Regions from separate parts of the Homo sapiens genome. Here region 2 is linked to region 1. The links are chromatin loops, found by intact Hi-C in ENCODE. Cell type or tissue: PC-9. All regions are shown on one strand.

Region 1 (2,500 bases):
CAAGGTCAGGAGATAGAGACCATCCTGGCTAACAGGGTGAAACCCCATCTCTATAAAAATACAAAAAATTAGCCAGGTGTGGTGGCGGGTGCCTGTAGTCCCAGCTACTGGGGAGGCTGAGGCAGGAGAAAGGTGTGAACCTGGGAGGTGGAGCTTGCAGTGAGCCAAGATCGTGCCACTGCACTCCAGCCTGGGCGACAAGGCAAGACTCCGTCTCAAAAAAAAAAAAAAAAAAAGAATCCCCATCCCAGAAGTATTTTCAATTTTAAAAAGTGTATAAAATGTATAAAAGGACAATACTTCATAGAAACTAAGGTCTCCCTCTGGATGGAATTTCAGTCCTATGACCCCCTGTGGACACGTCAATATAGTTTAGTGATAACATCTGTGAATCCACGTTGTGAAAATGATAGTACTTTCCTAAGGTTTTTCAGAGGATAAAATGAGTTATTGCTTTTATCAAGAAGTAGGAAGGATCTGAGATTTTAATCCCACTTGCAACCTCATAAGTTAGCCTGCCACAGTTACAGGACACTGGCAGAAGGCATGAGACTCTTGGATCAGAGACAAAGGACTTTGTTATTCACAGCAAAAGCAGAAGCCAGAGTATGAGCATTCTCTTGTACTAGTCCCCAAGTCCCAGTTCCCGCAGGGCAACACAAAAAGGCCAAGAAATACCTGTCCACATGATGGGCTCTGTTACAGAAGAATGCTGAACTTAGGAAAACTGAATATTTTGTAACAGGTGGTAACCATACTGTCCATTCCTCCAGAGTGAGATATTATGTTTATTGTACTGGACAGTAAGCATATACACTCCTAGCTCTGGAGGGAGACACTGTATCAATCTCACAAAGCTGTTTGGTGTACAAACATTTTGAAAAAAATAATCCAGAATAAAGACAGTCAATGCCTCTGCTGGAATCACTTGCAACAATGTGAGTGACCCATGGAGCATTGTCTCCCAACTTCAAAAGCATGTGTCACAATACCTGGCAGAGAGTAATGACTTGGTCTCTGTGATTATTACCATTATTAAGTCACAAAGATGATTCTACCTTAGTACCTGAAGGATGGTCTCATTCAGTTACAGTGAAAATGAAAGGCAAATACAAACAAGTCATCATGAATCATACATTTTAGGAATTGAAATAGATACTATTCATTCATGGGTACCCAAACAGAGTCAGAAGGCTTGAGAAGACAGTTTGTTTATTATGGTGCTGCTTCTGCAGTTCTGGCATACCCAGTGCTGTGCTGTTTCCTGGGAGAAAATAAATAAGCTGAGGCCACTGCCCCCATTCTTTGGAGAGTTTAATCTTTCCACTTTTGAGGTATTGCTCACTGATTCAGTATGCAGAGCCAGGACTTGCTTCTTTCTTGCAGAATGAATGTGCTGTGGTCTGTCTCCTTCTAAAAATAAACATGCACCCAGACATCTTGTCTTCAAAATGCCATTGGTTTTTCCCGTTAAGTTGAAATGACAGAGGATGATTTTGAATGGAAATGGAATCATCATCTCCACAACTTGGAAAGCTCTGAGAGACAAGTTTCTTCAGGATGGAGTGGAAGGTCATACTTGTTTGTCTTGGATGTTCCCTCTCTTCTGTCCCTTGAATAATCCTTTCCCCCAAAAAGAAGGCTGCTGTTCTCTTAACACTTGGCTTTCTTGTCTCCAGGGAAAAGTAATTCGTTTACACCAAATACATTTACCCCAAGTATCTCGGATATGTGGCAACTAATATGAGCTCAATAAAAAAATTTTTTAACCTTGTTACTGAGGGATCCCATATGTTCTCCCTCACAAGGAACATACGAATTTTTTTATTATTATTATTTTTTGAGATGGAGTCCTGCTCTGTCACCCAGGCTGGAGTGCAGTGGCACTATCTCGGCTCACTGCAACCTCTGCCTCCCAGGTTCAAGTGATTCTCCTGCCTCAGCCTCCTGAGTAGCTGGGAGTACAGGTGTGCACCACCACAACCAGCTAATTTTTGTATTTTTAGTAGAGACAGAGTTTCTCCGTGTTGGCCAGGCTGGTCTCGAACTCCTCATCTCAGGTGATCCGCCTGCCTTGGCTTCCCAAAGTGCTAGGATTACAGGCGTGAACCACTGCGCCTGGCTGGGAATATTTGAATTTTAATAAAAAATAGACCTGTTTAGACAAAAGAAGAGGATCGATGATCTAAAAGCGTGAATCTCTAACTGATGTTCTGATACTAGTGAGAAAGGTAATTTGGGGCAGGGTGGGGGTGGGTTTGTATTTCTGCTTCAATTCCTGAGGCAATAATGACTGCCCCGTTTATATCAGAAGATCATTTAGAGCAGCTGCTTCTCAAATGCAAAGTGTGCAAAGTGCATATGAATCACTTGGGGATCTTACAAGATGCACATTCTGATTCAGCAGGTCTGGGTGGGGCCTGCATTTTTGTGTTTCCATCAAGCTCTCATGGTCTCAAGGCTGGTGGTCCACCGACCAGAGTTTGAGCATCAGGGATGG
Region 2 (2,500 bases), 500 kb before region 1:
AAGCCATCTATACCTTGTGAAATTTGTAATAGGCCAGGCAAGGGAGAAAGTAGCTTCCTATGAAAGATGCTTTAACTAAACTGAAAAATTCTGGCTTCAAAATGGCAATCTTCTCACTCATCTTTACAGTGGTATAGATATAGGCCCTGAGGGCTCTTTGTTTTTTATTCCCTCTTCATTAGTGAAAACTATCATATCACAGTTCTTAGCTATCATATTCATTACTGATTAATATTGCAAAGGATCTAATAACCCATTAGCACAGAGCCCAATAGGAATGGTGCCTGAAACCTGTACTTGGGGACAAAGGGCAGAAAGAGGAGCAAATGCTGCAGGCTGGGAAGCAACAAAGGTAAATGCTGCTTGGTTCACAGCTGCTTGGACCTGACACTACCAGGACAGTTGCCAGGATCCATAATGATTTAGTGCAGTTCTTACTCCTACTTCAGAGCCTATGTGAACAGACTATTAGAAGTCCTTTTGATTCTTTTTTTTTTTTTTTTGATACAGAGTTTCCCTCTTGTCACCTAGGCTGGAGTGCAAAGGCATGATCTCGGCTCAGTGCAACCTCTGCCTCCTGGGTTCAAGTTATTCTCCCATCTCAGCCTCCCAAGTAGCTGGGATTACAGGCATCTGCCATAATGCCCAACTAATTTTTGTATTTTTAGTAGAGACGGGGTTTCGCTGTGTTAGTCAGGCTGGTCTCAAACTCTTGACCTCAGGTGATCCACCCGCCTCGGCCTCTTAAAATGCTGGGATTACAGCCGTGAGCCACTTCTCCTGGCCGGAAGTCCCTTTGATTCTATCATCGAACTTTAAATATCACTTACTCTTTTACTGTTTGATCAGTGACAGGCTAAGACACTTTTGCTATCCTGTCCGCTACATGAAAGCTTTATTTTATGGGAGTAAAACTTGCTGACTTGTGCTTTCCATACTAGAAAGTGCAACTGTTTCACAGTAATAAAAATATTAATAATAGCTGCCATTTATTAAGCACTTGTTTGCTTATTATTTAATCTTAATCACCCCATGTGATAGATATTATTATCCTGGTTTTTTAGATAAATTCTAATTCCCAGAGAGGTAAAAACACAACCTGTCCAAGGACACATACCATTTCATAAGATATTTCTGGAGTGACTTCTCAGCGCCAGCGCTGTTTTAAGGGCATTATCTCATTTAATAACCACACTAATCGTCTCAGGCCATTTTAGGAATGGAGAAACAGAGGCTTAGGAAGGTTAAGTATGTTACTCTAGGTCACACACAGCTAGAAGGTGGTAGAACTGGATTTAAACACAGGCACACAAACTCCAAAAGCCTCTTCCGTGCCTTACTAATTGCTGTGTTAACCTTTAAGTAGCAAAGGTGAAATTCAAAACCAGCTCTGAGTGATTCACACAGGAGAGGCCCCCAGATGTGGTGACTAAGCAGTGATGTTTTGTAATCACTTGTGAGATATGTCACATCACTTGAATAATTAAAGCTAATCATTACAGCATGAAAGTTTATGATCTCATACTTTAAAGATCCTTAGAATGTATTGAAATTTTCCTATGTCATTTTACTTCATTCTAATGTATCTTCTTAATGTGGAAAAGGTGGAATAATTCCTGAATTTTGTACACTAGGAATCCAGAGAGAGAGAGCAGAGCAGAGAGGGTTTATCTATGCTCCACAATGTTAGAGTCTCACCAATGGTTGGTGGTTAGAATCAGGTAGAGTGGTGGTTCTCAAACTGTGGTCTCCAAATCACCTGGAAACTTAGAAAGGCAAATTGTCCAGTCCCACCACAGATCTACTGAATCAGAAACTCTAACAGTGGGGCTCAGTCATCTATGTTTTAATGAGCCCTCCAGCTGACTTTGATGCATGCTAAAATTTGAGAGCCAATGATCTAGAAGCATCTTCACTCACACATATGCATTATAGGGTGACTTAAAAGGAGGGGTCAGCTAGGGCTGTCAAGCAGAACACCTGTGCATGATCTCTATGCGGCTTAGGCTTCTCATAACATGGCACCTGGGATCCCAAAGGGAGTTTCTCGAAAGGAAGCATCCAGAGAGCAAGAATTTGAGAAGCAGGTGGAAATTGCATGGCCTTTTCCAACCTAGCCTCAGAAGTCACCCAGCATCACTTTCACTCTATTCTCTTGTTGAAGCAGTTACAAGCCTGCCCAAATTCATGAGGTAGAGACAAAGACCCCACCTCTGGACAGAAGTGCCAAAGAATTTGGAGCCATGTTTTAAAATCTCGAGAATCTGGCCTCTGGCCAGTCTCCCAGATGCAGACTCTGCTTATAGGCTCCCACAAAGTCTCATTGTATTTGGCATCGGGCTCAGACCCTAGACCCACAGGAATGTGATGTGAATAGTTAATATCGAATATGTTGTAGTGCAACATAGGTTGAGAACCATTTCTCTTAACCATTCCATTGTACTTCTCTTAAGAGGATTTTTTGAGAGCCTACTGACACATGTGATTAAAAATATATATA

The links. Hi-C counts contacts between places; a loop is a spot of excess contacts. Peaks named below come from ENCODE experiments on the same cell type or tissue, not always from the same donor. Only the 100,000 strongest peaks of a DNase experiment are listed, where the experiment ranks them.
Region 2: it touches region 1 in a loop (7-fold over the local background); 2 of 110 quality-filtered maps call a loop at or near these places.

Annotation. Positions count from the first base shown.
Region 1 is chr13:34,358,026-34,360,525 of GRCh38, reverse strand. All of the region lies in intron 1 of LINC02343 (long intergenic non-protein coding RNA 2343), which reads right to left. Among named protein-coding and RNA genes, the nearest start is that of LINC02343, 11 kb to the right of the region's middle. In PC-9, no CTCF peak of the experiment used is centred here; a DNase peak (open chromatin) is centred at 1,155; H3K27ac peaks cover 2,500 bases.
Region 2 is chr13:34,862,728-34,865,227 of GRCh38, reverse strand. No RefSeq gene overlaps it. Among named protein-coding and RNA genes, the nearest start is that of NBEA, 78 kb to the left of the region's middle. In PC-9, no CTCF peak of the experiment used is centred here; a DNase peak (open chromatin) is centred at 1,377; H3K4me3 peaks cover 252 bases; H3K27ac peaks cover 2,297 bases.